3 separate regions of the Homo sapiens genome follow, and regions 2 and 3 are each linked to region 1. The links are chromatin loops, found by intact Hi-C in ENCODE. Cell type or tissue: mammary epithelial cell. All regions are shown on one strand. Links, peaks and the distances in the headings refer to the core of each region. The heading gives the core; the rest is flanking DNA. Region 1 holds the start of LOC105379048 (a long non-coding RNA gene). Region 2 holds the start of LOC124901013 (a long non-coding RNA gene). Region 3 overlaps CMYA5 (cardiomyopathy associated 5).

Region 1 (10,204 bases), core at 2,808-7,807:
CAAGGAATGGGTTGTCTGAAATGAAAAATTTGTTGGTTGGCTTAAGGAGGACTAGACATTACAGAAAACAAGAACAGTGAACTTTAGGCATAACAATTGAAACTATCCAGACTAAAGCATAGAGAAAAAAATAAGCCTTAAAAAATAAACACAGCCTCAGTGACTTGTGGGATAATATGTGCAAATGGAGTCTCAGGAAAGGTAAGGGTGGGCTGGGGGAATTAAGAAATAACATTTGAAGAAATAATGACCAAAATTTTTCCAAATTTGATGAAAAGATACACCCACAGTTTCAAGAAGTTCAGCAAAACTGAAGTGAGATAAAGACAAACACACTAAAATGCATTATAATCAAATGGCTGGAAATCAGTAACAAAGATGAAACCTCAAAGGCAGCCAGAAAACACACACATGCACACACTATATATATGAACAAAGCTGAAAATTTGACTAACTTCTCATTAGAAACAATGAAAGCCAAAAGAAAATTAAATGACATCTTTAAAGTGCTGAAAGAAAAAAAACTATTAGTCGAGAATTTGTATCCCAAAAAAATCCCTCAAAAATAAAGACAAAAATTAAAAACATTTTAGGCAAACAAAAGCTGAGTGCATTCATTGCCAGCAGACCTGCACTAAAAGAAATAAAAGAGGATATTTTTCAAGCTGAAAGAAATAATATCAGATAGAAATTTGGATCTGCAAAAGGAATAAGGAAAAACAGAAATGATAAATATGTGATTAAATATAAAATACTTATTTCTAATTTTTAAACTTATTTTAAAAGACATTTAATTGTTAATAACAGTGTATATGGGCCTTACAACATATGCAGAAATAAACTGTATGACGATGATAATACAGAAGACTGGAAGGGAGAAGTAGAAATATGCTGCTGTCAAGTGGTATAATATTATTTGAAAATAAGTTGTGATAAGTTCAAGATTCATATTGTAAACTGTAGAATGACCCTATGAAAATAGTTTTTAAAATGAGCTATGGCCAATAAGCCAACAGCAGATAGAATATTAAAAATACTCAATAAATCCAAAAGAGGGTAGGAAAAGATGAAGGAACAAAGATCAATTGAGACAGATAGAAAACAAATAGCATATTTGAACCCAACTATATTAATAGTTGCATTAAATACAAATGGTCAAACACTCAAATTAAAAGGCAGAGATTGTCAAACTAGATAAAACAGTGAGACCCAACAAGTGTTATCTGCAAAAAAATCTACTTTCCCACTTTAAATACAAAAATTCAGAAAAGTTAAATGCTGGAATAGAAAAAGATATACTAGATAAAAAATAATAGGAAAATGGAAATGGCTATATTTATGTCAAATGAAATGGATTTCAAGACAACGATTATTGTCAAAGATGAAAGAAACATTTCATAGCAATACATAATAATACATCAAGAAGGCATAAGACTACATGAGTGTACATCCAAAAACAGAACTTCAAAAACTTCATGTAAAGCACAAACAAAACTGAAAGAAGAAATATAAAATGTTAATACTTCTGTCTTAGTAATTGATGCAAAAAGAAATCAGTAGCGATATAGAAGATATGAACCACAGTTGGTCTAAATAATATTTGTAGAACATGACACCCCAAACCAGCAGAATAATGCCTTCTTTTCAAATGGACATAAATATTCACAAGGATAGACAATTGCATTGGCCATAAAACAAGTCTGAATACATTTAATAGGATTGAAATTATACTTAATATACTCTGTAACCTAATTAAATTAGAAATTAATAATCCCCATGGGGTCTGTTATCATGGAGGAAAACCAAAGGAATCGATTGCTGGCAGGTATGCCCTAAAAAAAAAAAATGCTAAAGGATGTTCTTCAGGCTGAAGATAGACGATATCAGAGGAAAACCTGGAAATTAGGAAATGAAGAAAAAGCAACAGCAGTATAGTAAATATCTGTGTCAATAAATACTATTTCCCTCCTCTTCAGTTACTTAAATTGTGTATGACTACTGAAAGCAAAAATCATTAAATTATATAGTGGAGATTTCAATGTATGTAAATGTAAAGGAACCAATATGATTGGAAGAGTCTATACTTTAGTTGAAGTGGGAAAATACTACCTGTAAGTAGAATGTGGAACTTTAGGTATGTATACGGTAACCCCTAGAGCACCTATAAAATTTTTAAAAACAAACAAAGATATAGCCAGGAAGCCAGTAGCTAAATTGAGATGGAATGCTAATTATTCAAACAAACATTAAATAATATTAAATGTTCAAATAATCCAAAATAAGGTATGAAATAGAAAACAGAAGAACAAAAATTAGAGGTGAAAACAGGATACAAGATATATCTTTAAATATATTCTGTATTTATTCAGATAGGTTAAAAGTAAAAAGATGGAGAAAAATGTACCATACTGGAGTGGCTATGTTATTATCAAAGCAGATTTCAGAGATAAAGAGGGACATTTCATAATAATAAAGGGTTCAATTTGCCAAGAAGACATAATCTTAAATGCATATTCACCTAACAACAATATTTCAAAATATATGAAGCAAAAACTAGAAGAACTGAAAGGAGAAACAGACAAATCCATAATTATAGTTGGAGATGTTAACACTCTTCCCTTGGTAATCAATAGAAAAAGTAGACATAAAATCAGCAAGGTTATAGAAGACACGAACAACACTATCAACCAACTTTACCCAAGTAATTTTTTTGTTTTTGAGATGGAGTTTCGCTCTTGTTGCCCAAGCTGAAGTGCAGTGGCGTGATCTCAGCTCACTGCAACCTCTGCCTCCCAGGTTCAAGCGATTCTCCTGCCTCAGCCTCCTGAGTAGCTGGGATTACAGGCACCTGCCATCAAGCCTGGCAAATCTTTTGTATTTTTAGTAGAGATGGGGTTTCACCAGGCTGGTCTTGAATCCTGACCTTAGGTGATCCGCCCCCCTCGGCCTCCCAAAGTGCCAGGATTACAGGCATGAGCCACTGCACCTGGCCCCAAATGATTTTTATACAGAACACTTCACCTAACAAATGCACATTCTTTTCAAGTACACAAGATAGACCACATTCTGTGCTGTAAATAAACCTTAGCAAACGTAAAATAATTGAAAGCAAAGAAAGTATATTCTGTAAACATAACTGAATTAATTTAGAAATCAACATAAAGATATTAGGAAAATGCTAACACTTTAAATTTATTGTGTATTTTAAACATTGCACAATAAAAATATAAAATAAAACTTGAAATGTTTAAACTAGCCCAGAATGAAAGCTTGGTGAGAATAAAAGTAACGATAGTCCCTCATTACTAGACTGTTATCAGAGACTCTGATAAGACTAAAAGTGGTGAGGGGGCGTATGGGAGGGAAATGAAGTCCCCTCACAAGTTTCCAGAAGGAAAAATCCACAACGACAAAGAACATGATAGGATCGTCCAAGGTAAATGAAATCTGCAATGTAAATCATTAAATTGTGAAATGTAAGTCATGGTTCTATACCTTCTGTGACATTTGATCAAGGTAGAAGAAAAATTCTGAGAACCTTGCTGTTTCTCCAGCAGCCTGCAGTTGTCACTCCTCCCTTCTCTCTCAACTTTTTCCAACTTTAGAATTTCTGGCAGAGACTGGACCAAAAGTCACAAGGTTTAATGAGCAGTGTCGTTTCAGGCCACGAATTTGTGAGTGCCTGTTTCTGCTCACAGCTCTGCCCACTTCTCTCTCTCTACCATAAAGCTTTTTGGTCAAACTCCACTTAAGCTTAGCAGCTGCCACTATTTCCAGGATCTGGCAACGAGAATAAACTGGTTGAATCCCAGCTGTAGGAATTTGGGCAACCACCCGACGGCTTAGCCTCATTTTCCTTAGCTGTGAAATAAAGGCAATTAACCCACCTCACAGGAGTTGTGAGGATGAAATGGAATAATTAAATTATTAAATAGGATAATTTAAATGTAAAGGTGTAAAAGTGCTTTGTCAAGAGGAAAGGCACCTTCCAAGGATTTATTGCTAAAGGAACCCAGTCTCAGGACCTCGCTGTGGTGTTCACCTGGGGTAGTGGCCAAAGGTGTGGCTTAAATCAGTGAACCATCCATCATATTTACTAGAGAGAGGGCAGAGGTGGCCCTTGACCACCAAAATCCCTGCCTCCCCTTTCATGATGTGGCACTGGTGCTGGAAAGAGGCTGACCAGCCAGAGACAGCATTTCCCAGCCTCCTTTGCATCTACGTGTGGCCAGAAGAATAGTTCTTTCCATTGGCCTGTGAGCCACAGCTGTTTTTTAAGAAGCAGGAGTGCCTTCTCCTTGCTCTTTTCTCTTCTTCTGGGTGGCTAGATGTGTATGAAAATAACCAGACCCAGATCATGGTGGAGGAGCCACAAGCCTGAAGGAATCTGAGTCCCGGAATTGCAGCACCTGGAGGAGGAGAGGCACCCAGTCACAAGAAACACCTACTTGGGACCATTATAGAAGCACAAAATAAAACATCTATGATGTTAGAGCAATTACGTATTTTGGTGTCTATGTAATAAAGCAGTTGGTATGACCTTAACAAGGAGGCTGTATAGTAAGTTCTGGGTGTAATCTCTTTCTCTGCCAAGATTTTGTGGCCTTGGACTCTTTTATACCTGTTACCTCATCTATAAGTACAGATGATAATTGTTCTTGTCTTATTGGGTTGTTAGGAAAGTTAGTTGATGTAATGCACAGAAGATGCCAATAACCATATATGTTCAGTAAATGTTGGCCATGATTATTAACAGCATAGAATTATCAGACTTTTAAAAAATTCATTCATTGACTCCAGGAAAGATTTCTACCTCTGCAACTTGTCTCCAGGTGACTGTATCCATTACATGCACACCCAAATATTTTACAAAGAAATTATTCAGGGACTTCGTGTTTTTCCTAGGCAGTTGCGTCTTTATTTGAATATAGTTAACTGGAAACCTCCAAGCCTAAAGTTTCAGGCTCAGTTTGTACCTGAAGAGTCACACATGTGGACTTAATGATAGTGTGTGACTTGACCTACAATGACTCGGAAGCCCAACTAACCTGTCCTCTTTACCGTAAAATCCAGAAGTCAGATGCTGTTGCCTTACAGCTGCAGGTCTGATTCTGACCAGCAGAGGGCAGTGCTGCACACAAACTCGTGCAACTTTTGAAGGTACCCAGTGCCTTTTCATTGTCAAGTTTCCGTGTGTGTGGGGGTGGGTTTTCTCCCCAGTTTTATTCCTTGCCTTCAGAAGAATGGCCATGATATTTCAGAAAATCATGATTATCCTCAGCTCAGCTTTGATAGTTCTTAGTCTGTTGTGTGCTCACTGGCAAATCACATTTTGTGACCCTGCATGTTGATGCTGGTGGCCCACAGGCTAAAGTGAACATCAAGGGAAATACTGAAGGGGAAATAAAGTTATAAAAAGGGCAGCCTGGGAAGGGTGGGGATTGGCCTAGTGATGCTTGGGAGAGGCGTATCTGCTGAATGTGAGAATAGGAGCCCCCGCTCCTTCCCGTATCTGCTGGCACAGCCACCTCCTCCTTGTCCTCCTTTCCTGAGTCACTTACACCCACCTAGCTTCTGCAAATGATTCCACCCCGTCTTCTCCCACAACATGGCAAATTCCGGGACTCAGTCCTATGAACCTTAGTAATTCTAAGTTGTGTGATACATTTCAGAATCTCTCCTATATGAGATTTTCTGGAAACACACATGCCCATGGCTCACTCTAGACCTCCTGAATCAGATGCTAGGGTGGGTGAGAGTTTTAAGGAGCTCCCAGGATGATCAAGGTTGGTTCAAGCACCCCACACCCACCCTGAGAACCACTGGTATAGTTAATGAAGACCTGGGAGAGGCAAATGGCAGAAGAATGGAGAGGAGGGGACAGCTGGGGTGGAGTTGATGTGATTCAGTGATCCATTGCTTCTGTTACTATCCCCATTTTCCCCAAAGGGAAATTTGCAGCCCACATATAGTGACAGGTGATCTCACTGCTTTCTTTTTCTTTTTTCTTTTCTTTTTTTTTTTTTTTTTTTTTTTGAGACGGAGTCTCACTCTTCACCCAGGCTGGAGAGCAGTGGCACAATCTTGGCTCACTGCGGCCTCCGTCTCCTGGGTTCAAGCGATTCTCCTGCCTCAGCCTCTTAAGTAGTAGGGATTACAGGCCCCTGCCACCACGCCCAACTACATTTTGTATTTTTAGTAGAGACGGGGGTTTCACCAAGTTGGCCAGGCTGGTCTTGAACCTCTGACCTCAGGTGATCCGCCCACCTCGGCCTCCCAAAGTGCTGGGATTACAGGGATGAGCCACCATGCCTGGCCCTCACTGCTTTCTTCATGGAGAGAAGGAAAGCTCTTCAACTGTTCTCCTGCCTCTCTCACTCTTGCCCTGGGTTCTTATCCATATTCTCCATCTTTCCTCCTCTCTGACTGCTTGGCCTCTCTCCGCCTCCACCCATGCCTGAGCCCACCTTCTCTGCCTCCTCCCATTACCCGTTTCCCACCTGCACCTCTGGCGTCACCCTCTCCAGGGATGCATTTCCTCCTGCCCTCAGCCCCATCACCTGTCTTCAAAGCTTGCCTCCCTCTCACTGTCTTACGGGCTCTCCCCTCTCCTGGTGCTCCTCTCACTCTTTCCCCTCTTCCCTGTCCCCGCCTTCTTTGTGCTGGACTTGGTCACTCCTTTACATGACTATCAACACATCCTCTGAACTGGCCCCTCGGTCTCCCCCAGGCTTCCCTCCAGACTGAGTCCAGAGAGGTTCTTCTAGCACGCTAATCTGACATTGCCTTGCACTGACCTAAAAACCCTTCACTGCCCCTGCCCCACACCCCTCAGCATATCACACAGGCCTCCCTGCCTACTCTTCCCATCCTCTGGAGTTTTCCCTGTAGCAGTACGCGTCTGTGAACCTCTTAAGGAATGTTTGCTTTTGCCTGGCACTGCTTTCCCCATCTTGCTTCCTAAAATGAGCTCCCATTCATTCTACAAAACCCAGCTCAGGTACCACCTCCCCTGAAAAGCCTTTCCTTGTACACTCAGACTGATTTCATCATTCTGTCTTCTGTGATAGCTCTGGCTTAATATCAGCTTCTCATTGTTGTAACTTCCCGCTCTGAAACCTTGGAATCATGACGTATTCCTTCTCCCCATAATTTATTCATTTACAATTATCTCTTCCTTTCCAAGCGTTGAGCTTCTTGAGAATGTAGACTGGGAATTATTAATCTTGGGGCTCCAATTCCTAGCACGGCGTCTCGCTCAGTAATTGTGGGACAGAATTGGGGGAAAGCTAGTCTGTCTGCTTCCTTTCACGGATGGACTTCTTTGAAATAGCAGATGCCTGCCTGCCTTTGTAGTGTTTCTACTCCCACCCATCCCTTCACCCACTAAAATCTGTTTTCCTCACATATTTACAATCTTTGAAAGAAACAAATGACTCAGCCACCATGTCTGAAGTCTGTGCCCATTCACTTCTCTTCGTCATCCTCTCCGCATCATTTGTCACTGTTGACTACAACCCTCCCTGAAGTTCTTCCCTTGGTTTCTGTAGTGGATAGTCACTGTCTTGGTTGTGTCAATTCTACCTTCTTCTGGGAGCAGCACCCCAGTGTTCCTCTAGGGAACCAACCCTCTCCCACCCTCAGCATCCCATTTTCAGTGTCCAGGTTGAGGTGCTGCTCTCTCCAAGACCAGCAAGTCAGAGCTGAGTGTGGCTTCACATCCGAGCATAGCCACCTCTTGGCCCCAGAGATTGGCTCAGAGGTGAGCATGTAATGGCAACCATTGGAACTGTTTGTTCCTCCTGCGGCAGAAGATAGAATGGAGTTCCTGACTGCTATTTTGTCACCATAAAGAGAAGAGTCCTGAGCCAACAGAGGAAAGTAGAATACAGCGTAGGAGTAAAAATAAGTCTCAATGTCTTTGAGCCACTGAATGCGTCTGAATGTGGACTACCCTGGACTTACCAGTTATATGAGGCAATATATCTCTTTTTTTATTAAACCAATTTGAATTGTTTCTTATCACTTGCAAAAAAAAGTCTTGACAAATTATGGTTATGATGATCTGCAGTATCTCAGATTTCCACCTACATTCTCTTTCTCCTTCATTGGTTTTTTATTCTCCTCCTATCTCATGCATGGGATCCTGATGCTAATGATAGAAATTTCCATTGCAGAATACTTTATCACTCGCAACTTACCTGTCCACAGCCCTCACCAGCATTCACATTCTTCCATATTGAACACACCAATTCTGAAGCTTCAATTCTTATTTCTATATAACAAACCAAATTGTCACCTCCAATTCCAACTTCTCCACAAATGCCTGCCCTCATTTTTCTAACCACCTGCCACTCATCATCAGAATCCCACCAATACTACCGACTTACCTAAAGTCTAATTCTTCCTTCACAATTTCTCTTTTTCCAAATCCATTGCTCTTTCTGATTATTCTAATTTTGATCCAGGTATTAACACTTTCCAGTTTCCTCTGGTTTAAAACCCTAGGGTTATCTTTAATCACTCTTTCTCTATACCTCCCAGTTCAGCCCCAAAACACACACAGTTGCGAAGTCCTTTTGAGTTGATTTCTGGAATGCCTTTTCTCTGTTCCCCCACCCTATCCTCACCACCATTATGTCCTGATTAGGGACTTTAACTTCCTTTATGTAGATTCTAGTCTGCTACTGTGGCCTCACTCCTCCCTGCCCAGCAGCCCGGGGTATTCCTATAGGGCAGTTCCGAGTCCATCAGGCCTCTGCTCCAAACGTCTTGAATGGCGGGCTCCTCACTGACACGCAGGCCCTCAGGGTTCTCGCCGTCTGCTTATTCCCTACCTGTTCCCTCTCTTCAGGGGCTTCTCTCTCAAGGGTGGCTGCCTTTCCCTCTCTCATGTTTTATATGTGGAGCTCTGACACCTAGAAATCGCCCCCAGTCCCACTCCCCATCTCTATTGAAATTCCAGCCACTTTCACCCCAGGCTAAAGGTCATCTCCTTTCCTCTAGTGACCAGATAGGGAAGTACAGCATAGATGGCAGCACAGTTTGCGAGCATCAGAGCTGGTCATCCACAGATGCTCACACTGGTGCCAACCCAAGGTGAACACTCTAAGTGTGTGCTGAACAAGGTGAGCACTCTACGTGTGTGCTGTAGCCTTGGCTCGGTCCTGTCACCCTCCCACCTATGACTCACACCTGGGTCAACGTGCTTCTGACTCCCATTGAGTCAGAGAGCTGACACATGCGTGGCAGTAGGGGGCTCTACACCATCTCTCGGGCTGGAACTAAAGCAAACCAAAATGGAACAACCAGAAAGCTTAGTCAACATGCATGTGATATCCTGCAATATCCTGCATTGAGGTTCAAATTGTGAATTCAGTGGTGTGGAATGGGGGAGGCTAGGTGTTCTGGGGAGGACTTAGGCTTTTGGGAGTTTGGGTGGACTCTGGGCTCTGCATGAACCAGCAGAGGGCCAGAGCTGCCAAGAGAGTGAATGTCATCAGAGGCTTTGTGAACAAAAGGTGGTATGCGGAGCAAGGGAAATGGCAGCCCCCTTTTGCCCATCCACACTATCAAGGATTGAGGTCTGATCCAGGCAGCTCATGTCAAGAAGGAATGGACCAACTGCAGCCAGCCTCAGGCAGGATCACGGCCATGACCCAGTGGGTCAGGAAACCAGAACAACTGAGGCACAGGTAGAATACTGGGCTGAAAGGAAGACTTGGCAGGGACATGAGAGCTGTCTTCAAACATTTGGAGGGTGTCTTCTGCTTTCTAAAAGGAGTTAACCTTTGCTATGTAGCTAAGGAAGGTGGAGTTAGGGTCATTGGATAAGAACTGTAGAGGGGCATTTTAGCTTAGGAACAGGAAAAAGGTTTTGAATGCAAATATGTTCATTATATATACGCTGTGGGATTTGGGGGGGAATTTTTACCTTTTTACTTTATTTTTCCTATGAATTGTTCTTCTGATTTATAGATGTATGTGTTTTGTACTGAAGGGGACTTGGGTTGTTTTTGACTGGCCAGAGCCCATTGCCCCTTCTGGTCTCAGTCCCCAGGTTTTGTTTTGGGGAGCAGCCCCATCCCTACTCTCAATGATTTGGGTGGAGCTGTGTCCGCTGTCTGGCCCCAGGGGTGTTTCTGTAGCAGGCCTGGTCCATTCGTGTCCTCCATCCCTGGCCACAGTGATTAGTCTAGGCATC
Region 2 (10,204 bases), core at 2,961-7,960, 310 kb after region 1:
TGTCATTCACCACCACATCACCCCCTCACTCCCTTCCCCCAGCTATTGCTAGGCTCGAATCAAACTACCCTCACATCAGGGTGAAATTTCTCATGGGCAAATGTAACCATGCCTCCCCAGTGCTTGGTATTCATTATGGCTCCCAGTCACCTACAGAATAAAATCTCAAATTTTTCACCATTTGGCCCTGCCTACCTGTTCAGCAAGCTTCATTTTCTGCGGGCTCTTTTTTGCCCTTCACAGACTCATAATTCCAAGATTGTTTTTTTCCTGCCTTTCTGCATTTGCACACTTACTCCTCCCGCCTAGACTGTCCTCCTCCCACTCAGCATCTCTAGTACAATTTTTCTGCAGAATCTTTTCATTCATTGCTAGCAAAATCCTACTTACTCCTCACATCTCAGTTCAAAATGTCCCCTTTTCACATGCTCCTTTCCCACTCTGTTTGCATCTTCTCTATGGTTCTTCATTGTACTTGCTGTGTCCCTGTTAGACCTTTGATACCTAAAGAGGGTTGATCATGTCTTTTTATGTTGCCATCTCCAGCTCCAGCACAATGCCCGCACCTAGTAAACACTTAACAAACACTTAACAATATCTCTTTGTTGCATGAGTAAATATTTTTTAGTATTCTTAACCCCTGGGCTGGTTTCATTTTATCTATCTTATTTTTCTATTTTCACAGGATTTAATCATTTATGTATACCAGTTTAGCATCTTTCTTTTGATATTCGTATAAGTAGTTATAATAACCTTATCTTGGGGCATCATTACTGTATCAAATACATTATTGCTGAAGTCAGGACTTTTGTAATTAAAAGGAACAGATAATCACTTAAGCTAACTCAAGGGAAGGAAGGGCTGCGGCTGTGGGTATTTTTAAGACACTGCAGTGATCCTGTGGTGATCCAAGCACAGGAAGCCTCATGGGAAATGGGGCTGGTACAGAGCAGCTTTTTCATCTCTTGTCATGTTGTGGCATCTTTCTATGCACGTGCTCTAGTGTTTTTCGCTGAGCTCCATCTGTTTTCAATTTCCTGGTAACTTGCCTGTGAATTTTGGCTATCATTCAAGTCCCTGACGTCCTTTCACTCTGCCTCACTATGTCCTCCCTTTTTCTCAAATTTCAGATCCATAAGGGAGAACTCTAATTGACCCAGTTCATCTATTTGGGCCAAGCCACAGTCATTCATTCATTTATCAAATATTTACGGAACACCTAATATGTGCCAAGGACTCATCTCGATGCTGGGGTAAAGACAGTGAAAAAGACAGATAAACATGTCTGCCCTCATGGAGTTTACATTCTATCCACCACAATCAAGTCACTGAACTGGCAGTACGTAGGCCAGACGCTATCTTTTGACATCATCACCCAGGGTGGAAGTGGAGAGGCAGGGTCATGTGGCATAAAACATGGCCACTTGGTCAGCAAAGGTGGGCAGGGCAGATTCCACAAAAGGAGGTGTGGGCAGGCATGGAGGGACTTTGGCACAATTTTAGTTTGAATTTTCTCTATATTATTCAGAATTCCCTTAATTTATTCTCCTTGCTTCCTATATGTCTCATATATGGCTTTAAAAACATTATTTAAATCATACCTTCCTTGATTCATGCAAGGACGTCATGATATCCGAACACATTGTTACATCTTCTAAGTAGGTGTAATCTTGAAAAGTAATTTGAAAGACTTTGCCTTAAGAAAAATCTAAAATTTGAAATGTTTTTCAATGCCTAAAGAGCACATTCCAAGGCAGGATGGTTAACCTTCTACTTTTAATTTAATTGTCTTGGCTCACTTTGCAAGTACCAGATGTTGTTATTCCCATTTATATCTTGTAGTTAGGGAGAAAAAGAAATGACTTTAGAAGCCTTTAATAACAAACCCTAAACTCCATTAAAGTCTATCTTTCTGTGTGAATCTGCGTTTCTAGGATCACTGTGTGCACAGGTGCAGGTCTATATGTCTGTGCACAAGTCAACGTGGCATAGTATTTTCACTGTCTCTTGATATGTCTGTCTTTATTCCTTTGTTCATCTTTTTCTCCTCTACCTCTCCATTTTTTCTCCCTTCTCTTCCCTCAGCCCCCAAGTCTGTTTGTCTCCCTCAACTAACTATGATATAGAATTGAAATCAATGTTTCAGTACTGGTGCCACCACTTCACTGGTTTGCAATGATAGATAAGTACCCCAAGACTAAATTACCATTTGGTAGTATGCCCAAAATTCAGTTAGCTGCCAACAGGTGAGAAGTAATGACTCAGCCATAGGCCCAAATGGCAAGGCTTCTTACGGGACTAGCTCCCACCAAAAATATACCCTTTCACTTACAACTCCATAAGTTACTGAAATGCATAAATGCATTATGTGAAATTCATAATGATGGTGCTCACGTATTTTTTATTAGAAAATGGTCACAATGTATGACAGTATCAAGAAAATCTAACACCCTTCTACAGTCAAGAACTTTTCTCATTAGACTTAACTATAATCAAATACTCTCCTCAATAATCCTCTATTTCAACTAGCCCAGGGTTACTCAGGCCTACACAGATTAAATTTGCCATAAATCTCTTCAAATCAAAAGTCTACAAGGGTCCTGGCTCCAGGACTATGGGACTTTGGACCAATTTATCATAAATAAACTCTTGTTGGTAGTTTTCACTCTGCTTTTATTTTTATTTTAATTTTATGTAAGTATTCATTTATTTATTTGAGATGAAGTCTTGCTCTTTCACCCAGGCTGGAGTACAGTGGTGCGATCTCGGCTCACTGCAACGTCCGCCTCCCGGGTTCAAGCGATTCTCCTCCCTCAGCCTCCCGAATAGCTGGGAGTACAGGTGCCTGCCACCATGCCTGGCTAATTTTTGTATTTTTAGTAGAGATGGCGTTTCACCATATTGGCGAGGCTGGTCTCGAACTCCTGACCTTGTTTGCTGCCGGCCTCAGCCTCCCAAAGTGCTGGGATTACAGGCGTGAGCCACCCCGCCCGGCCTCGTTATTTATTTTTTATTTTATTTATTTATTTATTTATTTTGAGATGGAGTTTCACTCTTGTTGCCCAGGATGGAGTGCAATGGCCCAATTTCGGCTCACGGCAACCTCCACCTCCCGGGTTCAAGCAATTCTCCTGTCTCAGCCTCCTGAGTAACTGGGATTACAGGCATGTGCCACCATGCCCGGCTAAGTTTTATATTTTCAGTAGAGACGGGGTTTCTCCATGTTGGTCAAGCTCGTCCCCAGCTCCTGACCTCAGGTGATCCACCCACCTCGGCCTCCCAAAGTGCTGGGATTACAGGTGTGAGCTACCCTGCCCGGCCTATTTATTTATTTTTAAAGATAGAGTCTCATTCTGTTGCCCAAGCTAGAGTGCAGTGGCGAGATCTTGGCTCACTGCTTCCACCTCCAGAGTTCAAGCTATTCTCCTGCCTCAGCCTCCCAAGTAGCTAAGACTACAGGCGCCTACCACCACGCCTGGCTAATTTTTGTAATTTTAGTAAAGACATGGTTTCACCATGTTGCCCAAGCTGGTCTCAAACTCCTGACCTCAGGTCTCCTGACCTCCTGCCTCGGTCTCCCAAAGTGCTGGGATTACAGGCATGAGCCACTGCACCCGGCCTAATTTTTTTAATCTTTGAGACATGGTCTTGCTTTGTCGCCCAGGCTGGGGTGTGTTGGAACAATCGCAGCTCACTATAGCCTCGATCTTCTGGGCTCAAGCAATACTCCTGCCTCAGCCTCCCAAGTAGCTGGGACCACAAGTGTGTCCCACCATACCTGGTAAATTTTTCTTTTTCTGTAGAAATGGGGTTTCACCATGTTGCCAAGGCTGATCTCAAACTCCTGGCCTCCAGTGATCCACCCACCTCGGCCTCCCCAAGTGCAGGAGGATACAGGCATAAGCCACTGCACCTGACCACTCTGCCTTTTTAAATTTTTATTTATTTTTTTTTTGAGACAGTCTCTCTCTGTTGCTCAGGCTGGAGTGCAGTGGTGCAATCTCAGCTCACTGTAACCTCTGCCTCCCAGGTTCAAATGATTCTCGTGCCTCAGCCTCCCGAGTAGCTGGGATTACAGGCGTGAACTACCATGCCTGGATAATTTTTGTATTTTCAGTAGAGACAGGGTTTTGCCATGTTGGTCAGGCTGGTTTTGAACTCCTGGCCTTAAGCAATCCACCCGCCTCAGCTTCCCAAAGTGCTGGGATTATGGGTGTGAGCCACAGCACTCGGCCTACTCTGCTTTTAAACTCCAAGTGGATCTATAACGGTTTGCTTACAAATTGTAGAAAGCCAGCATTCATTACGTTCTCTAACTCTCCCTGTTCCTTCTGACCTCATCTCTTTGATCTTATAGCAAAAGTGTATGGCAGCAAGAACAGGGACAGAGGAGACAATGTTTTAGCATGATCTAGACTTGAATAAAAATCCTAGGATGATCCTTTTTCAGTCAAAAGGCAATTCTACAACTGTTGACTAACTTCATCTGATTCCTTCCACACTAGTAATTGAATGTATACCTACACTTGCTGTGTATATATTATTGACTCATTTCAAACAACTTTAATAACATTATAACACCTTTTAAAAAAACTTGCTTCTTAGTGTGACACAATCTTGAAGTGATATTAGACATTACCCTCTTGTTCTAAAATATTTCTGTAACACGTTAAACTAACAAGAGTTTTTTTTTTTTTTTTTTTGAGACGGAGTTTTGCTCTCGTTGCCCAGGCTGCAGTGCAATGGCACGATCTTGGCTCACCGCAACCTCTGCCTCCTCGGTTCAAGCGATTCTCCTGCCTCAGCCTCCCTAGTAGCTGGGATTACAGGCATGTGCCACCACGCCCGGCTAATTTTGTATTTTTAGTAGAGACGGGGGTTTCTCCATGTTGGTCAGACTGGTCTCGAACTCCCGACCTCAGGTGAACCACCCACCTCGGCCTCCCAAAGTGCTGGGATTACAGGCATGAGCCACCATGCCCGGCCAACTAATGACAGTTTTAAAACAATTTGTTCAATTTTTCAACAAACATTTATTGAGTCCCCACTTGTGATAGGCACTAAGCGTATACCTGAGTACAACAGATAAGAATCTTGATCTCATGGAGCTTACATTCTAGTGAAGATGGAGAAGACATAACAAAATAACTAACAAGTATGCAGTATGCAAAAAGATGAAGTGCTATAGAGAAAAAAAATGAGAAAAGGCAGATAGGAAGTTGGAATTGCAGTACAAAATAAGATGATCAGATAGGCTGAGTCTTTTGAGATAGTTGTGTATTTTCTATTCTTGATTTCAAAAGCAGAGAAATGTCCATTTATAATCCTCCTAGTATAAAAAGGTAACTTACTATTTTTAATTGCTCTTGAACTTAAATGCTCTTATTAAGTATCTTTGTGTTGGATCTTCTGCCAGAAAATAAATAAATAAATAATACATAAATAAATAAACTAAACCAGAGCTTAGGTTTTGCTGGTTGTCTGCAGCTGCTTCAATTTATCAACTTAGCAACATTCTACTTTCTGAATTGACTGGCAATTTTGGGCATCAGAAGACATGTACCTAAGAGTTGATAATTCCAGAGAAAGAGAGTACTCTAGATTGTCTGAGACCAAAAAACTCTGGTGAAGCTGTCTGATTTTAGTCATGTCAAGTTAATGCAGAAAATTCTTGTATTTCATGTTGTCCATTTCACATACAACAGATAACAACACTAACCTACTATAACTGTAGTTTAAATTGCTTTCAAGCATATGAGAATGGGTTTAGGTTCTCTATTTCTGTTGCTTTCCTGCCTTTTTTTGTGTACCTTCCTTTTTTTTTTTCCTCTCACCTTGAAAAAACCTCTACTGAGTACCTACTTACCAGCCAAGTAGATATGGGACATCACTTCAGCTTCTATTAAACCAAATCAGTGGTGCTTAACCCTGGCTGTGCACTGGAATCATCTTTTAAAATTACTCATGTCTGGGCCCTGATTCCAGTTAAACCAGAATTTCCAGGGGTGGGACCCAGGCATGAGTACTTATTCATTTATTTACTTATTTTGCAATCAATCATGTTTTCATTTTCTTCTTTCTTTTTCCCTTCCTGTACACCTTCTTTCTCTCTTTTGTCTTTCATTCGTTCACATATGCCTCATATATATTTATAATTTTAAAGATATGCCATTATACTCCACATTATGATTTTTTAAAAATTCCAATTACATAAAAGATTCCAATGCACAGTTTAGGCCAACAATCCCCGAACTTAGCCTACAGGCCCTCAGCAGCCTCCCACCCAGCACCACTGAGGGTGTCCTCAGGAAATCAATCAGTACTTTGTTACCTCTGTGGGGACTTCAGCTTTCACCTCATTCTCTTATTCTTTCAACTCCTTTCCTCCCTCTCCTTTACTTCTTACCCTTCTTGTCTGCTTCTGCCTGAGGCCTGCTGACAGTACCTGCTAACACTGTTTAGCCCTATTGGTGGCCAGCATTAGGTTAGGTTTTCAGCCCCTGTTGCAAAACAGATCTAGTTACCTGGAGATTGCTCACTCATCACTTCTGCGGCTGCTTCTGTGGTTCTCTGGGGCCTCTCCACACCTGCCAGGCTGGCTGCTCTTCATGGCTGGTGCTGCCATGGGCCAACCCCAGGATGGCATGCTTTGACCCTCAGAATTCCCGTCTAAGAAGTGCTATCAGAGCATGTGTGTATGCTCTCACTGCGGCAGGTAAGGCATTTAATCATCATCTGGCCCTTTTCCTCTTTGCCATCTCACTTCCCACTATCACCACCACAGTACTCCCCGGCTGCCATAAACACACGTCACCTTATGTGTGCTATTATGTTTCCCTAGATAAAACCTTTCCTGAATCTGGAAAACTGCATATTCATTCTGCAGAATCCTAACTCAGCTGTTACTCCCCTAAGAAGCCTTCTCCAATCTCCTTGATCACAGTGTTGTTCACATTGTATCCTGCTGGCTTGTGTGTTTATGTTCCTGGCTCCTCCCTAGGCTCAAGGCAGAGGCTGGCTCTTTATTCTAAATGTCTTTAAATAGATAACAGCTTTTCAGTAAACGTTGAATGGAGGAAAATGTGAATAGACCCAAGGAACGTACATGGCAAACTACAGTTAGCTTGTAGACCACATCTGGCCCATCGCTTGTTTTGGTATCTAGAGTTTTATTGAAATACAGCTACACACATTTGTTTATGTATTCTGTGGTTGCTTTAGTGCTACAAGGCCAGAGACGAACAGTTGCAACAGAGACCGTGTGGCCCACAAAAGGCAAAAATATTTACTCTCCAGCCCTTTCCTGAAAAAGTTTGCTGACCTCTGATCTAAAAGAAACCTGAGAAGTCTCCTACAGTAACATATCCAGTAGAAAGATAATACAAGCCATCCAGTTAATTTTAAATTTGCTTGTAGCCACATTAAAAAAGAAAAAAAACTGGTAAAAATTATTTTAGTAATATGTTTTATTTAATCCAAAATATCCAAACATTATCATTTCAACATGCAATTAATATAAAAATTGTTTTGTAGTGAGATATTTTACATTCTTGGTGTGGTACTAAGTCTTTGAAATCCAGTGGGTATTTTACACTTACAGAACATGTTAATTTTGACTAGTTTCACTGTAAGTGCTCCATAGTTACATGTGTGGCTAGTGACTATCTTACTGGGCACTTCTAGATCAAATCCATCAGGTTATAGTTGAAGAAATTGGTCCAGAGAGAGTAAAAGTTTAATCTAATGTCACATTTAGTAGCAAAATTGGGCATTAAACCTGGCTGTCTTCATTCCTAGCAAAGTGCTCCACTGTCACATCATACTAACTTTGGCCTTATTGTTTGTTCACTAGAAGAGATATGATAAGAAGATCTAGTTCCTAATTCCGTACAAGCATTAATAAGTTGTGTGATTTTAGGATATTTCTTAGCTTCTCAGGATTTTCATTTCCTCATCTGTAAAATAAGAGCACTCAACTCACTAAAACTTAAAGGTTTTAAAATTTGAATGGTATATGACAAATCAAACATGTTTGGTTTACAAACCAGAACACACTGCAGTTATTTTGCCTGAGAATTCTTTTCCTAAGAAGCTGTGTGCAAATATGAATTCATGGCTATGTTGACTGTCAGCATAACTTGAGGAATGCTCTCAGAGGCCAGATTTCTGATGGACAATCCATTCACATCGACATTTTAGTAATAAGGACCAAGAGATTTGGAAATGATCCAAGAAGGTCTTCACTGAGGAGTGAAAGAGCAAAGAAGGGACTGGTGTTAGGGCCCATATGGGACAGTGGAATGGCTTCCTCTCTCTGCTAAGCAGCACCAGTGTCTGTCACAGGCAACAGGGCCAGTGAAAGGAAATGAAGCTGGCATATCTTAAGAAATTAGAGGATAGAAAACTGTGACAAAGATTAGATAATCAGATTTGATTATCTATTTATTTATTTATTTATTTGAGACAGGGTCTCACTCTGTTGTCCGGGCGGGAGTGCAATGGCACGATTTTGGCTCACTGCAGTCTCAATTTCCTGGGCTCAGGAGATCTTCCCACCTCAGCCTCCTGAGTGGCCGGGACCACCAGGCATGTGCCAGCACGCCCAGCTAATTTTTTTTGTATTTTTTATAGAGATAGGGTTTTGCCATGTTGCCCAGGTTGGTCTCAAACTCCTGGGCTCAAGCAATCCGCCCGTCTAGGCCTCCCGAAATGCTGGGATTAGCCACTGTGCACAGCTTTTGTTTTGTAAATAGTAAATATTGTAACAGAATCAATGGCTTTATTAAATTTGTACTCAAACCACAGAAGAAATGTAACAATGTAGGAGAAAGACACACCGAAATGGAGAAATGGAGGTGGGCAGGCACCAAAAACAAATGTGCTTTTTAAAAAAAGTTTGCCTAAGATTCATTGTGTTCACTTTAAAACCCATTTACACCTTTCCCCTTCCTCTTAACAGAAACATTGCTTTCCTTCAGGGACTGGAGAAGATTGCAGTATAAGGCAAAAGTATGGGCTTTGGAGTTAGACAGACTTGAATATGAACCCTAGATCCTCCTGTAAAAATTATATGGCCTTGGCACAAGTTCGTGCCTCCGTTTCCTCCTCTGTAACATGTGCATAATAATAGTACTTACCTCACAGGATAGAAGATTAAATGATTAAATGAGGCAGTATATGAAAAGTTCTTAGTACAGTGGGTATCACATAGTAAGTTCTAAATTAACCTTAGCTATTAGTCTCATTCTGAAAATAGGTTTCAAGAGGCAGGAGAAAAACTGCCAGTGTGCTATATCCACAGCTGGCTATAGGTGAATCAGAACCGGTCCATCATGTTTATGGAAATGGTGGTATAAATTAAATTGTGTACATGTAAATTAGTGCAACTCTAGAGCATTCCAAGGGAATCTGACTGTGCCACTGACTCCTCTGTTATAAATGCCTCCAGATAGTGACTGGGCAGCTGGACATGAAGGTAAGGAGTCTCCCAGGGAATTCTGCCAGACATCTTGCTTTTGTTACCTGATAGGTACGTTCTTCAGAATTCTAAAACGGAATTTTGTTTCTTTATGGCAGTATTTCATGTCTATAAGCGTGTGCATTGCTAACTGACTTCAGAATGGTTTTGTTACCTTTCATCTTTCTGGAAAAAAATGACACAACAGTTTAAGTGACTTCAAGTTTACATCTTGTGTAGGAGAATTTGCCTTCCAGTACCGAATGACTTTATAAAACAAAACTTGTGCATTTGTGCAGCCAGCAGAGGTGGGTTCCGTCCCAGCCGACTCATCTACCACGCTTCCTGCAAGATGGATTCAACTCAGCATATTTGCAATCACTGGCCAAAGACCAAGGAGACAGCCCTGGGGATTTCTTCCTGGGACACTTCTCAAGGAAAACTCAGTTCCTTAGATAGAACAGCAGATTTATTTTGAACCAACTGTCAGCTATAATTGAACTAGGAGACTACCCTTTTTCCTGTAATTTAGAGTATTTAAAAGAAATACACAATAATAACTACATCCAACACTTACGTAGCACTTACTGGCCACCACTATTCTGACTATTTTACTTTTATTAACTCATTTAATCTTAACAACCCTATGAAGCCCATACTGCTATTATCGTCATTCTCATTTAACAGATAAGGAAACTGAAGGACAATGATGTTAAATAACTTGTCCAAGACTACACAGCAAGTAAG
Region 3 (10,204 bases), core at 2,592-7,591, 150 kb after region 1:
TCAACCGCCCAAAGGGCTGGGATTACAGGAGTGAGCCACCACACCCAGCTCCATTTTTTAAAATGTTACTTTCTTTTTTTTTTGAGATGGAGTCTTGCTCTGTCGCCCAGGCTGGAGTGCAGTGGCACAATCTCAGCTCACTGCAAGCTCCGCCTCCTGGGTTCACGCCATTGTCCCGCCTCAGCCTCCCAAGTAGCTGGGACTACAGGCACCCGCCACCACGCCTGGCTAATTTTATTTTTGTATTTTTAGTAGAGACAGGGTTTCACTGTGTTAGCCAGGATGATCTCAATCTCCTGACCTCGTGATCTGCCTGCCTCGGCCTCCCAAAGTGCTGAGATTACAGGCGTGAGCCACCATGCCCGGCCAAATGTTACTTTCTATTATTATGATTAGTATTTGCCATGTGTCTTCTACTTAACAATAAGTTTCTTGAGACAGAAACTATGTGTCATTATCTTAATATACCCCACAGTGCTAAGTCCGTGGGATAGAAACAGCATGGTAGAAATAGCATTTTTGACTTCAGAGCAGCCTAGGTTTAAATCCTGGCTTCATTACTTATTAGCTATGTGCTATGGTCTGAATGTGTCTCATAAAATTCATATATTGAAACATAATCACTAATGTGATAGTATTAATAGCTGGGGTCATTAGGAGATGATTAAGTCATGAGGATGGAGGCTTCACAAATGGGATTGGCAATCTTATGAAAGAGGCTGAAGGGAGCACTCTAGGGCCTTTTGCCCATCCACTGTGTGAGGACTCAGCAAGGAGGTTCAAGCCCTCACCAGACACTGAATCTGCAGTGCCTTGATCTCAGACTTCCCAGCCTCCAGAGCTCTGAGAAATAAAGTTCTGTTATTTCTAAATTACTCAGTCTTAGGTATTTTGGTATAGCAGTACGGACAGACTAAGGCACTGTGTGAGCTCAGGCAAATTACTTCCCCTTCCTTTCCGGGGCTTGAAGGTCATCATTAGTTCAACAGGTGGCTCATATCTACTTTATAAGGTAGTTATGTGGAAATGATATGTAAAACATCTCGTGTCATACTAGGCAAATGACAAATGAAAATATTTTTCTTCTCTTCCTTTTCCTTTTCAGTGTTGAATTAACCTTGTGAAGTCCAAATTTTGAAGATATGTAAACTCACTTTAATTTATTAATAAGCCTATAATTAAGCCAAAAGGTACCTCTTTAATAATGATTACCTCTGGAAAGTGTAACTAAGCAAAATTAATATGTCTTCTAATTATTCTTCCCTGTATCATTCATTATTCATTGAATTCATTGATTCATCATCATTTATTATTCATTAACTTAGTCAACATCTTTGAGTGTGTATTATGTGTTCAAAAGGCAAGCTACACACAGTCCTTAAACAAATAGAAATGTAAAATGAAATCCTTTCTAGTGCTAGAAACATTCATAAAGTTATGCTGAGTGGGCCGTTCCAGTTGTATGTCTCAGTGGCTGCAGGTGCATCATTCCTGGCTCTATTCTGTTCAAAGCTGACAATTCTTGCAGTGGGGCTTTAACACTCATCATTTAGGACCCTGAAATGTATTCAAATACTAACTAGAAAGCTTTAACATTTTCCAACAAGCCACACCAAGAAAATTAGAGAAAAGACACTAGTGAGGATAGGTGCAGTCCACACTGGAGTTCACACCTAGTTTTGATTTAAAATTAAAACGAAGCAAAAAAACTAAGAAGAGTTATTTGTACATCTAGGAGTGCAGCTCAACTAAGGGTGCAGGGTAAGGAGTGCTGGCTGAAGAATAGCATTGCTAGAAATGGCAACATGAACCTAGGAAACAACTCATGTTCAGTGTAGGGAGACCCCCTGAAACTATTGCTACAGAATAAAAGATGAAATGCTCCTGATTATTGTAAATACAAAATTGCATGCAGGACTGTGTAAAGACAATGCCAGGTTGCACTGCCAGAATGAGCCAACAGCGCGTGATGTGCTTCCCCCCACAGAGAGCCTATGAATGGACGTGCAGTCAGGGAGGTTTCACATCACCAAGATTCCTATCCCAGAAAAGCAGATGTTCATAGCTCTGGGAATGGAATGAGACCCTTGTGGAGAGCCTATAAACGGACGCATGAGGGGCACCTGTTCATATGGATAAGATAGGGCTATAAACGCCCTGATCTTGCCATGACTCTTCTAGGCCTCTTTAGGGTTAAGGCGTACTCCGTTCTGAGAATTTCTGGTCTAACCGGTTGTCTAGCTTCACGTCCTGTTTCTATGGATTGTTTGTAACCAGCTTTTGCTGCAACTGTTACTGCTGATTAATATCTTGCTAATCACAGGTTATGGAAAGACTGTGCTTCTGTTTTAAGGCTCTGTTAGAAATTACAGATGCACACACTATATTGTAAATTCTTATCTCTGTATACTGTACTTCTGCATACAGATGTTATGTTAAAGAATTACTTCATCCCCATGTGACCATCTCACCTCATAATCAAATGACCCTAAATCCCTCACTAACCTACCCCCGCCCTCACTAAACTTAATAATAAATGCTGGTATATCCAGCACATTGGCAGCATCGCAGGACCAGAAGGCGGTGACTCCCCTGGACCCAGCTTTCATTATCTTGCGTGTGTCTATTATTTCTCGACCTGCCGATCCACCTGGGAACAAAGAAAGAGCCCTGTTGCATTGCGGGCTGCTGGCCAGATCCTGCAATAGTTCAGGGTACTAGTAGATGATGGGGAAGGGAGAGAAGAGAAAACTGACACTCGTCCATGTCCCACTCTGTGCCAGGAACATATGATGTCCTTGTGTATCTCCATTCTCATTTACCCCCACAGGTACCTGTGAAGCAGGTAGCAGTACCTGCTTCTTTCAGAGTCTGAGGCTCAAAGAGGTCAAGTGGCTATCAACAGTGCATTCCAGAGAACTGCTAGTATTCAGTTCTCCAAGAGAACTCCAGGAGAGATTGAAAGAAAGTCCTAGACGCTGATTGGTGAGATCAAACTGAAATTGATCAAGACTTTTTCTCTACCAGCTCCTGGATGATATATGCTTAAGTTGGTGTTAGGTCAATATAGACCTTTCTTCAGGTCTGTAGCTCTGTTCAATCAAGTTTAAAATATTTGCAGTGGGAAGATGTGTGGGTGGGAAATAAAAGTTCTTTCAATTCTGAAGCAGGTTTTTAAAAATTTTCTGCAGGCATGTTGTGGTGATTAAGGACTAATGGTAGCTTTGGGTTTCAGTGTTAGGGTTATTATTGATGTCCAAAACATTCCTGATTGTAAAAAAAAAAAAAATACTATATCTATCTATCTATTTATAGTATTTCTGGACATGTTGGGCATAACTCCAGTTTTAAGGGGTTCTTTTGGCTAGCTCTGGCTTAGAGCACATGTGTTGCCAAGGCCTGCAAGAGAAAATTATTTTATTTTATTTATTTATTTGAGACCAAGTCTCACTCTATCACCCAGGCTGGAGTGCAGTGGCACGATCTCGCCTCACTGCAGCCTCCGCTTCCCAGGTTCAAGAGATCCTCTTGCCTCAGCCTCCTGAGTAGCTGGGACTACAGGCGTGCGCCACCACGCCTGGTTAATTTTTGTATTTTTAGTAGAGACAGGGTTTCACCATACTAGGCCCGGCTGGTCTCGAACTCCTGACTTCATGATCTGCCTACCTCGGCCTCCCAAAATGCTGGGATTACAGGCGTGAGCCACTGCGCCAAGCCAGGAGAAAAATGTTTAAAAGCTGTTAGAAATGTTAAGAAGGGGTTAAGGCACTTGTGGTGGTAAGGAACAAACTCTTTCAGGCTAGGTTAAATAGAGGGTTTTTATTTTAAAGAAATAGAGACTTCTCATAGGTTCCAGGGGCCAGAGGTATATTTAGGCCTCCCAGTGAAGGGGAAACAGGAAAACCATCAGGAGTCAAGGGAGCTACTCTATCTCTGATGTGTCAATTTGGCTCTGGTCTCTCCTTGTCTCTACAAGTATTTTCTCTCTCTCTCCCTCTTTCTCTCTCTTTCTCTCCCTCTCTCTCTCTCAACATAGCTATCCCCAAATGGCACCCTCAGTAACAGAAAATTATTTCCCAAAGAGATTAAGAGATCAACCAAGAACAAAGGCAGGGACTCCTGGCTTTCAGAAAAGATATTTTATTGCTTTTCCCTCTTCTAATATCTATATCCAAGAGAACAAAAATAAAGGGGTAGGAAAACTTCTGCTTGTTGGCATGACTTGCTTTGATGAAGGATGGAGCCTCTCCTGGGTGATAGGACCAGTTCGAATGGCTTTCAGACCCTTGCACACAGGGTCTGCTCACAGGATTCTGGTCGCTCTACTTTGGGTGAACTGTTTTAAGGTTTCAGAAACACACTTGAGTGTGATACAGCATTCAGACCCACAGTGGGGGTCATACCCTTTCCCTATGGATTGTCACCTCCCCACCCTTCTACACTCTGGGATTCCTGCCTTGACAGAGAGTTTTTATTTAGCATTAAATACCTTTTTTTTTTTTTCCTGGACACCATCTTAGATACCAAATTATGCTCAGCAATTTTAGCTAATATTCTTCTTTACCACATCTTGGACAGTTTGGACAGTTTCACAGATGTACATTTAGAATTTTTTTTTTAACACAGTCTCACTTTGCTGCCCAAGCTGAAGTGCAGTGGTGCAATCGCAGCTCATGGCAGCCTTGACCTCTGGGTTCAAATCGTCCTCCCACCTCAGCCTCCCAAGTAGCTGGGACTACAGGTGCGCATCACGATGCCCAGCTAATTTTTTAATTTTTTGTAGAGATGGGGGTCTCCCTATGTGGACAAGGCTGGCCTCAAACTCCTGGGCTCAATCAATCCTTCTGCCTCAGCCTTTCAGTGTTGGGATTACAGGCATGTGCCACTGTTCCCGGCCCTAGAATATTTTTTGACTGACAGAAAAATTAATAATTTTCAAGAAAAGATCAAAATAAAGTTGACTAGATCTCCAAAAAGTTGAGAAATGTCCCCCAAACCTCCAAGCTAACTAAAGAGAATCTCTGCCTCCATTTCCAACTTACCAGAGAAGACAATCTGACACTACTGGAGTCTGATTTCTCCCCTGAACCAGGGTCATACATACACTCTATTATAGCCCACCTGTGAGATGGTGACAATTCTCCAAAGGAGGATTACCCTAGGCATACAGACCAAAAGGCTTTAGAAGGAATTAAATTCCTGATAATAGCAAACAGTGATACGATCTCAAAGGAGTTTTGAAACCTCAAAGCAGAAATACCAAGGTGTGTAAGACAGGTCATATTGAGGCCAGAGTGAAAGACTTTTTTGTTCTTATTGTAAAATGGAATGTCCATGCTGGAATAAACAGTGAATACTCAGATTCAGCTGATATTTAATGGGGGAAAACTTCAACCTCATATGGTTTTATCTGTTCACTGACCTATGTTGTATTTTCAATTAAATTTCCTTGGGAAATATTAACTAGTTTATTCTATTGCTTAAACAAAGTGTTGTACATCCACAGAAATAGCAAAATATACTGCATCCTGTGTTAAATGATCTGAGGGTCAGGTAACAAAATCTGAAGAAAAGCCTAGCCCGGGGCCCCCTGCTGGTCCAGCAGACATCTGACATCCAAAAAGACAGTTGAGCAAATGATCTCTCTTCCCAGTTGGTGAATTCCCCACCTTGGGGGGCCTGGGGAGACAGAGCTGACAGCACCAGATACTCTCCTAGTGAAGACCTTCACATCCGTTTTTAGACCGACTTGAGAGCTACTGAGGAAAGAAATAGATGTGCAGCTCCTTGTTCTCTCTGGCAGTAGCAGGGGTCCCAGTTGCTGCAATATGGAACTGCTGGTGTGGATGTGGCAATAGCACAAATTGTGACATCTAGTGCCCCAGCCATGGCAACAGTTTCCTCACCAGATGATTTTTTAAAAACTGCTTTATTGTAGTATGATTCACATACTATAAAATTCACCCTTTTAAAGTGTACCATTCAATGGCTTTCAGTATATTTACAGAGTTGTGCAATCATCACCACAGATAATTTTAGAACATTTTCATCACCCCAAAAAGACACCCCATGCCCCTAAAGCATCACCCCTAATCCCTTCCACATCTCCCTTCCAGCTCTAGGCAAACACAAATCTACTCTGGGTCTCTACAGATTTGCCTATTCTGGGCATTTTATATAAATGAAACCATACAATATGTTTTCCTTTGTATCTGACTTATTTTACTTAGCATAAAGTTTTCAGGGTCCATTCATGTATCAGTACTTCATTCCTTTTTATGGCCAAATAATATTCCATTGTATGAATATAACCCTTTTTTTTGAGACAGGGTCTTGCTCTGTTGCCCAGGCTAGAGTGCAGTGGCCGATCATAGCTTGCCATAGCCTCAAACTTCTGGGCTTAAGCAACCCTCCCATCTCAGACTCCAGAATAGCTAGAACTATACCATGCTCAGCTAATTTTTAAATTTTTTTGTAAAAACAGGGTCTCGCCATGTTGCTCCGGGTGGAAATGATCCTCCTGCCTTGGCCTCCCAAAGTATTGGTTAGGATTACAGGTGTGAGCCACTGCACCCAGCCCACATTTTCTTTATCTCTTTTTATTGAGATGGAGTCTCGCTCTGTCACCCAGGCTGGAGTGCAGTCGCAAGATCTCAGCTCACTGCAAGCTTCACCTCCTGGGTTCATGCCATTCTCCTGCCTACAGGCGCCCGCCACCACGCCCCGCTAATTTTCTGTATTTTTAGTAGAGATGGAGTTTCACTGTGTTAGCCAGGATGGTCTCCATCTCCTGACCTCATGATCCACCCGCCTCGGCCTCCCAAAGTGCTGGGATTACAGGTGTGAGCCACCACGCCTGGCCTCTTTATCTCTTCATTAGTTAATGGACATTTGGGTTGTTTCCATTTATTGGCTATTATGAATAATGATGCTATGAATATTAATGTACAGATTTTTATGTGGGCAAATGTGTTCATTTCTCTCGAGTACATACCTAGGAGTGGAACTGCAGAGTCATATGGTAACTCTATGTTTAACTGTTTGAGAAACTGCCAGACTGTTTTCTAAAGTGGTTGTACAATTTTACATTCCTACCAGTGTTATATGAGGATTCTGATACTTCCGCATCCTCTCCCAACATCTGTCTTTGCCATCTTAGAAAGTGTGAAGTGGTATCTTATTGTGGTTTTGTGTGTGTGAGATTTTAATTTATTTTTATTGATATGTAATAGCTGTACATATTTTCTCAGTACATGTGATCATTTGAGACATTTTACAATCAAGTCAGGGTAATTAGGATATCCATTACCTTAAACATTTATTTTTTCTTTACCCTAGGAACATTTAATTTATTTTCTTCTAGATATTTTGAAATGTACAGTCAATTAATGTTAACTACAATCACCCTACTGATCTATCAAACACCAGGTATTATTTGTTCTAAGTGTATTTGTTTGTTTGTTTGTTTATTTGAGACAGAGTCTTGCTCTGGAGTGCAGTGGCGCAATCCCACTCACTACAACCTCTACCTGCTGGGTTCAAGTGATTCTCCTGTCTAAGTAGCTGGGACTATAGGCATGCACTACCACACTCGGCTAATTTTTTTTTTTTTTTTTTGTATTTTTAGTAGAGATGGGGTTTCACTATGCTGGCCAGGTTGGTCTTGAACTCCTGGCCTCAAGTGATCCGCTTGCCTCAGCCTCCCGAAGTCCTGGGATTACAGGTGTGAGCCACTGCGCCCAGCCCTAAGTGTATATTTGTACCCATTAATCAATCTCTCTTCATCCCTGCCTCCCTGCTACCCTTCCTGGCCTGTAGTAACCACCAATCTACTCTCTATCTTCATGAGATCTACTTTCTTAGCTCCCAATGACTGAGAACATGTGATATTTGTCTATCTGTGCTTGGCTTATTTCCCTTAACGTAATGATCTCCAGATCCATCCACATCTCTGCAAATGATAGAATTTCATTGCTTTTTATAGCCGAATAATATTCCATTGTGTCTATATATCCCATTTTCCTTATCCACTCATCCATTAATAGACACTTAGGCTTTGTTGTGGTTTTATTTGACATTTATCTGATGGATAATGATGTTGACCATCTTTTCATGTGCTCACTGGACATCTGTATATTTTCTTTAGAGAACTTCTATTCAGATCCTTTGCCTATTTTTAAATTGGGTTGTCTTTTTAAAATTGAGTTGAAATAATTCATCAGACCAGTTTTAAGGCATGGTTTGAGGGGCTGTTCCTGTTTAATGACTAGTTCTCCAACCTTCCCATGATTTATGAGCTACCAACCAATTTTCTGCTTAAATTGAGCAGTTTACTTCTATTGCAAATCAAAACTAACTGGCGAAGATTCTGGAACCCAAGGCAGCACCTCTCACCTACAGAAAATAACTTACGTAAGGCTTTCCTAGCAAACTGAAACCTGTTTGGTGGCAGTGTTGTCACTAAAGCCTGGGTTTCTGAATTCATGATTCTAAAGTGTTAAACTATGCAAACTCAGTCAAAGGAAACTTATGAGATTGACAAGTGAAAACTGTAGCAGGTTGAGCAGCAAGTATGAACTGAACAGAAAGAGAAAGAAAAATATAAGAGTGGTTGCCATTTCTTGCCATTTCTCTCTAAGGTAAAGTAGACCACTGATTCCAGTCAGTTATTCAGATAAATAAGGCCTGATCTTCAGATGCCAGCATTCCTCTCTTGGGCTTGGCCCTCCAGCCACAAAGGCTGTATTATCCTGCATCTCCCTGACCACCTAGGATGGTGTCCAGGGACTCCACCAGAATTTTCTTTTAATGAGTCAAGTATGTAAATGCACTAGGGGTCCTAACTCTATCAGATGCTTTAACTCCACATTTGGTTTCAGGCAGTTCTAGTTTATAAGTCAACACGGTTAACTCTGTCCATGCTCAACTTCTCCTTCTGTTTCGGATTCTCTGAGGAGTCAGGGAAATAAGAATGTCACCCCTTCCTGCAGTTATCAGTGACTGAGGCCAGTTTGTAGCCAGTTTTCTGCAGTTTTCTGGGTGATACCCTCGGTTCACTCCTGTTAGCAGGATAGACTGAGGCACAACTATATCACCCAGTCTGCTCTGGATGCCCTCTCCTCTTCTAGGCACCCACTTCCCTCTTTCTACTTTCTAGTGTCCTCTTCTCTCAGGAAAGTAACCTAGATCCTGTATTTGAAAGGATCTATTCAAAAATGGATTCAATTTAAAGCAGATGCTGATAGGCTTAAACCCTCTCAAAGGTGTCTGCATTTCTATTAGTTATTCATCTCTCCCTATGGACTTGCATTTTGCCAGATTCAATGACCACTGCTCAGTTTTCATTCTCCATGCCCTTTATTATCTTGGCACAAGGATAATAAAGAACAAGATGATTTGTTAGGAGGGTGGTAATATGAATGGCGTTCATCAGACAGAAGGAGCTGAGATCCTAGGGATAAAATGTTATAGTGAAACCCAGTACTCATTCATTCAACATCCATTTCTTTTCTCTTTTTCTTTTCTTTTTTTGTTGTTGTTGTTGTTGTTTGAGACAGAGTCTCACTCTCTCGCCCAGGCTGGAGTGCAGTGGTACCATCTCAGCTCACTGCAACCTCTTCCTCCTGGGTTCAAGCGATTCTCCTGCCCCAGCCTCCCAAGTAGCTGGGATTACAGGTGCACGCAACTACGCCCAGCTAATTTTTGTATGTTTAGTAGACATGGGGTTTCACCGTGTTCCCCAGGCTGGTCTCAAACTCCTGATTTCAAGTGATCTACCTGCCTCAGCCTCCCAAAGTGCTGGGATTACAGGCCTTGAGCCACCGTGTCCGGTCACAACCACCACTTATTAGGCCCCTACTGTGTAGCAGGCACTGCGTTCTAGCTGTTGGCAATGCAACAGAGAAGCAAGGCCCCTTCCCTCATGGAATTTACATTCTGGTGGTGTCAATAATAAATAAAATTGCAGATAACGATAGGTGCTATGAAGCGCAATGTGAAATAATGAATGATGTGACCACGGAAGACAAGAAGGGAGTGAACTAAGCCCATGTGGCAGGGCAGTTGAGGAAAGCCCCTTTTATAAAGCGTCATTTGCACCAAAACCTGAAGAGTGGATTTAAAGAAGCATTCCAGAGACAGCAGACAGCAAGAGCAAAGACCTGGATGAGGAACAAGCTCATTAGCCTGCTGGCTTGCATGTAGT

What was found. Hi-C counts contacts between places; a loop is a spot of excess contacts. Peaks named below come from ENCODE experiments on the same cell type or tissue, not always from the same donor. Only the 100,000 strongest peaks of a DNase experiment are listed, where the experiment ranks them.
Region 2: a loop joins it to region 1, with 7 times the contacts of the local background. A loop is called at or near these places in 97 of 110 quality-filtered maps.
Region 3: it touches region 1 in a loop (14-fold over the local background); 53 of 110 quality-filtered maps call a loop at or near these places.

The regions. Positions count from the first base shown.
Region 1 is chr5:79,853,232-79,863,435 of GRCh38, reverse strand. It overlaps LOC105379048 (a long non-coding RNA gene), which reads right to left and starts at 3,575. Exons shown (of 3, transcript XR_948500.3): 1 at 3,496-3,575. In mammary epithelial cell, for the core only: a CTCF peak has its summit at 5,110 (motif pointing right); no DNase peak of the experiment used is centred there.
Region 2 is chr5:79,543,965-79,554,168 of GRCh38, reverse strand. It overlaps LOC124901013 (a long non-coding RNA gene), which reads left to right and starts at 6,534. Exons shown (of 2, transcript XR_007058839.1): 1 at 6,534-6,715; 2 at 9,757-10,204. LOC105379047 (a long non-coding RNA gene) reads right to left here and starts at 6,596. Exons shown (of 3, transcript XR_948497.3): 1 at 6,525-6,596. In mammary epithelial cell, for the core only: no CTCF peak of the experiment used is centred there; a DNase peak (open chromatin) is centred at 5,988.
Region 3 is chr5:79,698,504-79,708,707 of GRCh38, reverse strand. The region is part of intron 1 of CMYA5 (cardiomyopathy associated 5); the gene reads right to left. Among named protein-coding and RNA genes, the nearest start is that of CMYA5, 14 kb to the right of the region's middle. In mammary epithelial cell, for the core only: a CTCF peak has its summit at 5,595 (motif pointing left); DNase peaks (open chromatin) are centred at 5,277 and 5,887.